Regions from separate parts of the Homo sapiens genome. Here region 2 is linked to region 1. The links are chromatin loops, found by intact Hi-C in ENCODE. Cell type or tissue: CD4-positive, alpha-beta T cell. All regions are shown on one strand. Links, peaks and the distances in the headings refer to the core of each region. The heading gives the core; the rest is flanking DNA. Region 1 overlaps LOC124909441 (a long non-coding RNA gene). Region 2 overlaps RASA2 (RAS p21 protein activator 2).

Region 1 (5,380 bases), core at 157-5,156:
TCCTTTGCAGGGACATGGATGAAGCTGGAAGCCATCATTCTCAGCAAACTAACACAGGAACAGAAAACCAAACACTGCATGTTCTCATTCATAAGTGGGAGTTGAACGATGAAAACACATGGACACAAGGAAGGGAACAACACACACTGGAGCCTGTCGGCGGTGGGGACAAGGGGAGGGAGAGCATTAGGACAAATACCTAATGTATGCGGGGCTTAAAACCTAGATGACAGGTTGATAGGTGCAGCAAACCACCATGGCACATGTATACCTATGTAACAAACCTGCACATTCTGTACATGTATCCTGGAACTTAAAGTAAAATAAATAAATAAATAAAAGTTTGCAAAAATACAATGAAAATAAAAGAGGTGTTTTCCAGAAAAAAAGGTCTAGTTCAGCTACGAACTCAAGCACAGAACTGCTTTTCCTCAGGACATAATACCTTGGTGTGCAGCAGACTTGCTTTATGCGCACTTCCCATTTGTCACACAAAATATTTAAACGTCATGTAATCAAGGCTCAAAATGGAGTAAAATGAATACTCTTTACAGCTTCATTAAGGACATTAAGTGGAACTGGCTTTCCCATCCCCTTCCCCTACAAGTATACTGGTGAAAAATACAGTAACTGCCAATATAGTTTGGTGCCACTGCCTTGAATCACACCAAGGTTCCAGCAGTTTTACCTATGATTTTAAACGTAAATGTCACTACAGTGAAAAATGCAAATAAAACTTAGTATTATTGTGAAAACAGTTTTGACCTTGCAGATTCCCTAAAAGGATCTCAGGGATCTCCAAAGGTCTACCCAGGTAGGAAATGTGGTAACATGGAGCAACATGGGAGAAGGGACAGGCACCTCTGGGAAGCCTGTACTTCATGAAACTGTCTGTCAGAAGACACTCAGTTACCAGTGGTTGTAGCTCCCTAGGAGCGGTTGTGATGCAGGACAGGAGAGCCACAAAATGTGGCTTTTTCCTTGGCTTTGCCCAGTAAAGAATTCAAGGGCTAGCTGGTGGCAGGGTAGCCGAAAACAGCTTGATTGAAGTGGCAGTGTTACAGCTCCATGACTGATCCTGCAGAGCAGGACTACCCCATAGGCAGAGAGTAGCTGCTCAGGGCAGTTCTATGGTCATATTTATACCTATTTTTAATTGCATGCAGATTAAGTGTTGGTTTATGCAGAATTTTCTAGGAAAAGGGGAGTAACTTCTGCGTCATCGGGTCATTGCCATGGAAAGAGGCGGGAACTCCCGGGTGTAGCCATGGTTACGGTAAACTGACATGGCACACTGGTGGACATGTCTTATGGAAAGTTGTTTCTGCCTCATCCTTGTTTTAGTTCATCCAGTTACGTCTATTTCTCGACAGGTCCTCTAAGTGGCTCTAAAGGGGAAAGGTGAAAATATGCCATGGGGCCCATTGCTAGGGTCTGAGGGATAAGGCTGGGAGTGGAGGAAGTGAGGAAGAAGGCCGGCCACCTACAGAACTCAGGCATTTGAGAAGATAAGCTGGATGAGCCCAGGCCACAGGAAAATTATCTTCTTGGGAACAGAGGTGGCAGATCAGGAGCCACAGATCTCCCCGCCACCCCCCAGCTACTGTCCACGCCTGTCTCCACCGCCTGAAGCCCCTCCTCCGACAGCCACAGCCAGAAGTAGAAGAGCTGTGGAACTCACATGTAGGGCTCTGTGGGTTTGGCTCTTAGAGTCAAGATGGTCACCGCCTCCAAGCGGCAGATAAGCAATGCAGGACTGGAGATAAGGGCGAGGGACAGACCATCTAGCCACCAGCCTCTACCCCCTAGAGACACCAAGAGGTGGGCAGAGAGCAAGTACTGGCCACAGGCAAAGCCAGAGCAGGCAGAGGGAGTGTATAGAACACCCTTGACATAAGTAACTCCATCTTAGCAAAAGACTCCACTTTACGTTTCAAAAGGCATCATGCCAACAGAGTCCCGATGTTCGCCTAACCAAAAAAGAGTGTATCCAACCAAATACGGGCATAAACAGGCACACTCCTTCACTATCAGTCGTCACCAGAAGACCCCCGTGGCCATAAAAAGAGCAGGACTTCTCTAGCTCTAAATGGCCGTCTTAACAGACCCTATCTTGCTGTCGCCCATGATAAACACCCGGCATCTGCTGCCTAAGGCTTTGCCCACATCAAAGACTCTTCCTTGCAAGACATTGAGGCCAGGACACCTTGTCTCTCCTGGGACTAGTTTGTTAACCCCTTTTCCTATCTATCTCCTTTGCTCTTGATGTTAAATGTTACCCTGCTTGATGTGGAATATTTAATCTACAACATTTAACATGTTGACTAAGTAGACTATTTTGTATGCTTTGCAATACTGACTTGGTGTAGTGGCTGAAGCCTGTGTGCCTATGGCTCTGACTACGGAGTGAGCGAGTGAGCGGGTAGTGTTAGGGGAATTGCCTCCTTGGGAACTCCATGTAGCTCCTGGCTTTTATGACTGGAATAGCATCAGTAAAAGTCTCACCTGGCGGAAAGACACAAACGTGGTGGACCTGGTTCTGTCTGACCCTCCTTGCTCGACTCAACGACAGAGAATGAGCTGGGAATAAGGGCAATGCACAGCCAACAGCGGAAGGGCTGTGGCCAGGCCCCTTCCTTCCTAAGTCCGGGTTTCTCTGGCTCACGAACGACCCCTGGAGGTAGACACCCGGCGACACCGCCCACCGGTCTATCCCTTCAGAAACCCTGTTCCCTGCCCGGTTGGCCCGCCTTCCGCTTTCGAAAGCAGAGGCAGTTCCGGGGTGGGAACCGCGCGGAGCTTTCTGGGAAATGTAGTCCTTGTCAAGAGGCTTCTGGGAGTCGTAGTCCCTACCTGTTCTTCCGGCGCACGGCCTTTCCGTTTTCCTGTTGCGGGTTCTATCGCTCTGCGGCGTGGGAAAGAGGCGTGCGCGTCCTTGCGTGGTCCTGCTTCGACCTGTGGTCTCTCTGGCTTCTGGTCGGGTGGGGAAGGTTTATGGGGTGGAACGTGAGAGACAGGCTTGGGCACTTTTGCGTCTGGCAGTTAGGCAGCAGGTGGTAGTTTCCATGATGGGGACGCAGGGGCAGCGCCAAAGGGCCCCAGAGAACGAGGCATCCAAGGGGGAAGGGGTGTGGGATACGAGCCGACTGAGGGGAGACGCGCCCAAAGCCGGGGACCTCACTACCCCAGAGTCGACCTTGAAAGAGCCCTCGAGTCAGACTGAGGAGATGGGCAGTATCCTCCGACAATGGAAAGCCGTTGTTCGCTTCAGGGGAGACGCGCTGTGACCCAAAAGTCATTTTACCGTCATCACTATTGCTGCAGTTCATTCAGAAGGGTTTTGGGGGAGGCCATTGAAGGCTGAGCAGCAGCCCAGGGAGAGTTGATGGGGGCTGATGGTGGGAGTGGCAGCATGGATTCAGTGGATGATGAGGGATCAGGGAGTGGGGCGAGTTGAGGATTCCCAGTTTTCTGGTGTGGGCTGTAGGCCTGTCTGCAGATACTCTCACCTAGTGGAATTCTTTTCCGTAACCTGTCTTAACTTAATGAGAGGCTTGATGGGTAAATGGTTAAAGATGCACGTGCACATCCCTTCACCAAACCATTCAGATGCTCACACTAAACCCAAAGGCCACTCGTTCACTTATGCACACAGCTCAGTTATACCTACCCTTGTGAACACACCGGTATGTAGTACACACAGCCACATAACAATTCATGATCACATACTCCTGGCATCAAACAAAGGGTAAATATATCCATCTCAGTTTAAACGGCCTCTGCTATCTTGGGCGAAGTGTGACCTCCACACAAGAAGGACCCAGGTTGACTTCCTCAGTCCTCTCTGGAAACTTCAAACAGCTCAGCCTTTATCCTTTCTCTTGGCTACATCCACCTCCTCTAAGGTCCTCTGACTCTTCCTAGTCATCTTCTGCCACTCTGGCTTGATGGGAGGGAGATAGAAATGGGCTTGAATTCAGACAAGGGCTTTGCTTATCTGAAATGTGTTTGCTGAGGTTCTTATTCCCAGAGCAGTAGCTCTGAACATAATATTTCGTGTGTGCTGAATTCTGTTGAGAATCCAAAGAAAGTTGTGAACCCTCTTCCTGGATAAACACACATCTTTACATCCACACTGTTTTGAAAGCAAAATTGAAACCCATATGTCGGGCCCTGGTTAAGAACCTCACCAGAAGATCAGAACATCAGTTTCCTGATTGCCCTCTGTCTTAGCTCATTCAGGCTGCTCTAACAAAATACCTTAGACTAGGTAATTTATAAGTAACAGAAATATATTGTTTACAGTTTTGGAGGCAAGGAAGTCCAAGATCAAGGACTGGACTGGTGAAGGCTTACTCTCTGCTTCAAAGATGATGCTTGGGGCTGGGCGCGGTGGCTCACGCCTGTAATCCCAGCACTTTGGGAGGCCAAGGCAGACGGATCACGAGGTCAGGAGATCGAGACCATCCTGGCTAGCACGGTGAAACCCTGTCTCTACTAAAAATAAAAAAAAAAATTGGCCGGGCATGGTGGCAGGTGCCTGTGGTCCCAGCTACTTGGGAGGCTGAGGCAGAAGAATGGCATGAACCCGGGAGGCAGAGCTTATAGTGAGCCGAGATCAAGCCACTGCACTCCAGCCTGGGCGACAGAGCGAGACTGTCTCAAAAAAAAAAAAAAAGATGGTGCCTTGTAGCTGTGTCCTCACATGGTGGAAGGGCCAAAGGGCCAAGTTAGCTCCCTTCAATTCCAACTCCTTTTATAAGGCCACTAAGCCCATTCCTGAGGCAGAGCCTTCATGAATTAATCACTTCCCCAAAGGTCCCATCTCTTAATACTATCACATTGGGTATTAGGTTCCAATATATGAATTTGGGGAGATCACCAATATTCTGACCATAACACCCTTTCTGCAGTCTTCAAGTGGCTCAAGAGGGGGAGAAGAATAGGGTCTCAATCCCCATAGGAGTTGGAGTGTGAGGAAGGGGCAGCCTCTTCTCCCATCCATCTGTAACCCTTAGTTATGGAGCCAGACATCAGTTATTGTTGGTCCTCCACTGGGCAGTCAGTCATTCAGCTGGTTAAAGAGTCAGTTATGTAGTCAGTTTAAGCTTGTCAGATGTTTAGTTACCTACAGTTAGTACATCAGTAAGAAATCCAGTAGGTGGCCAGGTGTGGTGGCTCATGCCTGTAATCCCAGCACTTTGGGAGGCCGAGGCGGGCAGATCACGAGGTCAGGAGATTGAGACAAGCCTGGCTAACACAGTGAAACCCCGTCTCTACTAAAAATACTATATGTATATATATATATATATATATATATATGGTGGCGGGCGCCTGTAGTCCCAGCTACTTAGGAGGCCGAGGCAGGAGAATGGCATGA
Region 2 (5,380 bases), core at 170-5,169, 250 kb before region 1:
TCACTTACAAAAGTAGGGAGAAGAGTGATAATAGTAATAATGAACACCCTTTCTTACCACCACCCCCATGTGCTTGTCACTTGGTTACAACAATTATCACCATTTACCATAGGGTTTTCATCTATATCTTTCACTGTATTTTTTTACCTGTTGGTAGGCTATTTGGAAAGGCAAATTATCAAAAGGCGTTGTGGTGAGTACAGAGGCATGACAAGGAGTTTTATGCAGCCTTAAGAATCTCTCAGCTAAGACAACAGTCTTGCCAAGGAAACAGTAATTCTTCTGGACCAGAATCCCCTACCCCCTCAATTGTGCTTGAATAGGCAGTACCATGCCTACCTCTTTGGAATCCTTTTTTATTACTCTAGATGAATCTTTTCCTCCTATTGAACTAATGTTTTCCATGCACAGTAGATTAACATTACTTGTATTACTGCTTACTCAGTTACAACTGGTTCTGCCTCTCTGGGACCATCCCTATCCATCTTAAACAGTGTCTCTGAACTCTACAGTCAAAACAAACTCTGTTTTGGTTTTTACTACAGAAATTTTGCTCAGAGCGCAACTTTATTTCCTTTAGCTCCAAATAACTGAGGGAGGGGTATGACATCCCTCTTTACTCTCATATAACTGAAAATTACCAGGCCTACAGTCTTAACATAGCATTGTTCTATGTAGAGGAATTAGGGTAGTGCTATACCAATTACTCATTTTTATGCATACATTGTTTTTGGATGCTTAAGAACTCCAGAAGGGTTCACTCCTGCCATACTTTCTAAACTTGTTTCCTTGGATTTTCTTTGCAGGATAAGAAATCCCCATAGACAAAATATCTCATCTATGTCTACTTGAAAAAAAAAAAAAAAGACTTCACAACATGTTGTTGTTTTACCCATCCCTTGAAAAGATCATTTTTTAAATGAGTAGGGAACTCTCTGATTCTCTTTTATATAATATTTTATAAGCAAGGGACACTCAAATCTTTGCTAATGGCTTAAAAGAATGTTTTTGAGTTTTAAATATATTCAGAAATATGCCAGAGTTCAAACTTACAGTACACTGGTTAAAAGCACAAACTTTGGGGTCAAACAGTTTGGTTCAAATCCCAGCTGTGTGACCTTAGACAAGTTGCTAAATTTCTCTGTGCTTTTTCCTCATTTGTCAAATAAGGAGTATTAATAGTGTCTTAACACATTAAAACCCTACAACAGCCCTAAAAAAGTTATTATAAGTAAAGTACTTAGAATAGTTCCTGGCACACAGTAATCACTATGTAAATGTTACACATATAACATTTATATATGTGATGTATAACTATTACCACTTAAATATATGAATAACTATCAATAGTCATTTGTATAACTATATAAATGTGATTATTTTAAAATATTATTACAAAAGCTCAATTTAATAAACTGCCTGAAGGATCCTTGTGAATTAAATAATTCTGTATGAATTAGAGCTAAAGAGAAAAGGCTCAAGATTTGTTAAATAGTTCAGGACTATCTGGCATTTCTAAGTGAAAACAAAACAAAAAACTCATATATATATATGTCAGTTTTTGAATGAAATATTTCCGTTTGAAAGAAAAAGAAACAGGGAATAAAGAGAAATTTTTAACTGAAAGTAGCATTCAGTTGCTCTAAACATGTACTTTTCATTCACAGGCATAAAAGCAATCCTTATGCTCTCAAGAGTAAGCAGTTTTGACAGTCCCTTAACAGAAAAAAATCAGCATTTAAACAATTCTAACCATAGGGTCTGTGTAATTAAAATTGAGGTAGACAAACCCAAAGTGCAATTATTTGTACATAATGCTATGTAAATGAGAGAATAAAGAAGCAGTTCTATTAATAACTGAACGTGGGCCAGGTGCGGTGGCTCACGCCTGTAATCCCAGCACTTTGGGAGGCCGAGGCGGGGGGATCAAGAGGTCAGGAGATCAAGACCAGCCTGGTGAACATGGTGAAACCCCATCTCTACTAAAAATACAAAAATTAGCTGGGTGTGGTGGCGGATGCCTGTCATCCCAGCTACTCAGGAGGCTGAGGCAGGAGAATGGCTTAAACTCGGGAGGTGGAGATTGCAGTGGGCCAAGATGGCGCTACTGCACTCCAGCCTGGAGACAGAGCGAGACTCCGTATAAAAAAAAAAAGTTTAACGTTATTTCTGGTTTTTTTTTGTGTGTTGTTGTTGTTTTTTGTTTTCTTTTTTTGAGACGGAGTCTCGCTCTGTCTCCCAGGCTGGAGTGCAGTGGTGGATCTCAGCTTACTGTAAGCTCCCGCTCCCAGGTGCACGCAATTTCTCCTGCGCCAGCTCCTGAGTAGCTGGCACTACAGTTGCCCACTACCAAGCCCAGCTAATTTTTTGTATTTTTAGTAGAGATGGGGTTTCACCATTGTTAGCCAGGATGTCTCGATCTCCTGACCTCATGATCCGCCTGCCTTGCGCTCCCAAAGTGCTGGGATTACAGGCTTGAGCCACCGTGCCAGGCCTATTTCTTTTTTTTTTTTTTTTAACTGAAGACAGGAGACTTGTTATATTTTCTAAATTCAAATATTAAACAGATACGTTAAAAATGTGAGACCAAAGGCTGGGCGCAATGGCTCACAATCCCAGCACTTTGGGAGGCCGAAGTGGGCGGATCACGAGGTCAGGAGTTCAAGACCAGCCTGGCCAACATAGTTAAAACCCCGTCTCTACTAAAAATACAAAAATTAGCTCGGCATGGTGGTGTGTGCCTGAAGTCCCAGCTACTTGGGAGGCTGAGGCAGGAGAATCACTTGAACCCGGGAGGTGGAGGTTGCAGTGAGCCGAGATCATGCCACTGCACTCCAGCTTGGACAACAGAGTGAGGCTTTGTCTCAAAAAAAGTAAGACCGCCCCCCCACAAAAAAAAGTTTGAGGACAAAAGGTGTCAAAATTAACAAACTGGAAAGCTAAATCATATCAAATATTCATCTAGTCTAAAATCATGTATAAAGTGCTTCTGTTGAAAAGAAAAACCCAGTAATTCATTTTATCTATTATTTGAATCTTACTTTCAAATTTAAAAATTAATCTATTTTGAGACTTTTCAAACAACAGAATTAAATTACTGATGATTACTCTCTTAACATCAACATTAGAAAGAATTTGCCTGAAATCCTGAGGGTAAATAAATCTTTTCTTGAGTTTTCATGCAGTTACTAACAACCCCACAAGGGGATGCTATGGCTCTACAATTGATGGAGGAGGTTAAGAGTTTTATTTCCAACTTAAAAGAAATGGCATTCACATTTTTATGTTTCCTTACAACTGTGGAATTATATATGAATTACCAGATGTTCCTATTTCATGCTATATAAATTTCAGCACTTATATTTCTGGCAGGTTACTTTAAAATATCATGGGCCAAAAACATCTATAAAAATAAAATTAGTTTGTTAATGTTCTTACATACTGCCAAGGAAGCTGCACAAAGTTTTGCCAAATTTGGAAGGCATCTCTGGAGACAGTCTTACTTAAAAAACAGATTATGTGGCACATTTCAAGTTCATTTTGAGGGACCCGGAGGCACTACAACGTGTTTTTCTCTTCTGTACTGAGTGGTCTGGCACATAATTTTAAAAACTTGACAAACTGAGCTCAGAAATTTTCATTTTAAAATGTATGCTATTTGATGGAAGGTGGAAGACATGGTGTAGTGGGAGGATGACAGGTCCCAAATCTTCATCAATTTTTCATAGTGACTACATTTGATTTTTTTCCCCCTCTGTGGATGCATTTTACAAACTATAATACACAAAATGCCAACATAAAGACCAATAAATCTTAGATCTGCCTTGGACTATAGAGAGGCAAAAATAAAGTAAAAATTTTGAGAGTCTCCATATCAGTCTACAAGTGATAACTGCTCTAGGACAAGACTCTAAAATGAAGATGTCTGATGGCCAATCAGAAGAGGCAGGCTCTTTTAGGAACAGATGAAACTGATATCCATAAGAAACACCTAAACACTCCTCTTTGAGGCAGCAGAAACTGAGATCCAAAAAGTGCTCCTTAAAAGGCAAATGAGAAAGGCATGTTCATTTATACCCAGTTGAAACCAAAATCTAGCAAGAGAGATGCTGGGCAACATACTGAAAGGATACACACGCTTTTAAGTGCTATAGACAGAAAAAAAACAATAGTTTCACATTGATTCTGCTAAGGAAACTAGCTCAATGTAATGTCTGAACATTAATTTGAATTTAACATCAGTGTAATGTTATTATTAGAGTCACTGAAAACTAAAATAATATTATAGTCATTATTGAAAACCAAGAGCCCTAAAAAGTGCCAGCTCAACAACATAAGACCTTAGACATTCAAAAAGTAACATTAGGGCCATCTACAGTACATTTCAATGGGGTGTGGTGAAGGAAGAACAGTGGTTAGTTCCCATAAACAACTGAGTCCCCTAAATAAAATCCTTTGCTTTCAAATACCCACAGTTCCTATGACCACTAATAAAACTTCTGAAATGCAGACACTGATTTGTGACCAAGCGTTTTCTTACATGAACAACTCTTATGTAATGTTTTAAATGTTTCCCATTTTTCTCCTTAAGAGTCGTCTTCACTTCTGAACAGAAAAATATTCCTAGATGATTCAGTTCTTTTATCTCAGTACCACAGGTCAAGTCATAAAACTTACAATTTACTTCTGCAACAATGAATTAATGAACATATCAATATTAATGACGTTTAGCTTATTACATGGCAAATTTAAAATATGTTCAGAGTAAGCATTTATTTGCATATATATACTGTACTAAAGAGAATTAAACTATGGAGTTCACTAAAATGCTGGGCCCTTACCAGGCTTGATGAGAGGAATCAGTTCTTAATACGTTCACAGGAACCTTAATCTCACCTAGGAAAACATCTTGGACTAGGTTTCCATTGTTCCACAAGTCGATCCTGAAAATTGAAAACTGGCTTTATGTTTTGCAAACAATGTTTAAGAGAGTTCACACCACAAAACAGCTTCAAATTACTTTGATCTGTATTACAGCATTAATTTTACATGCTTAAAAGATGTTAGCAACACCATATACATACCTCACTATCCAGACTAGAGAAGCAAAATACTACAGCAGCTTTTATTTAAAAAGCACAGAAAGTAATTTTAAATAGTCTGAAAGAAGGCACTTAAACTGTCTTAGTTTGAAAGTCGAGGCTTTATTTTAACCTATAGCAATAAGGACTACAGAAAGAAACTACAATAAGACTACAGTTTCTCTCTAGATTACCACCAATTAATATATATATAGAAAAATTAGAAAAATACATTACCTGATCACTCCAAACACATGATTAATATACCATCTAGATGAACACACTGTTAACATCACACC

Evidence for each region. Hi-C counts contacts between places; a loop is a spot of excess contacts. Peaks named below come from ENCODE experiments on the same cell type or tissue, not always from the same donor. Only the 100,000 strongest peaks of a DNase experiment are listed, where the experiment ranks them.
Region 2: it touches region 1 in a loop (3-fold over the local background); 78 of 110 quality-filtered maps call a loop at or near these places.

Annotation. Positions count from the first base shown.
Region 1 is chr3:141,309,230-141,314,609 of GRCh38, reverse strand. LOC124909441 (a long non-coding RNA gene) reads right to left here. Exons shown (of 4, transcript XR_007096119.1): 3 at 2,854-2,973. Among named protein-coding and RNA genes, the nearest start is that of ZBTB38, 57 kb to the left of the region's middle. RefSeq lists an enhancer at 2,781-2,970. In CD4-positive, alpha-beta T cell, for the core only: a CTCF peak has its summit at 2,658 (motif pointing left); DNase peaks (open chromatin) are centred at 2,209 and 2,749; H3K4me3 peaks cover 1,764 bases; H3K27ac peaks cover 1,190 bases.
Region 2 is chr3:141,559,457-141,564,836 of GRCh38, reverse strand. RASA2 (RAS p21 protein activator 2) reads right to left here. Exons shown (of 24, transcript NM_006506.5): 9 at 4,842-4,943. Among named protein-coding and RNA genes, the nearest start is that of RASA2-IT1, 37 kb to the right of the region's middle. In CD4-positive, alpha-beta T cell, for the core only: CTCF peaks have their summits at 2,997 and 3,200; a DNase peak (open chromatin) is centred at 3,206.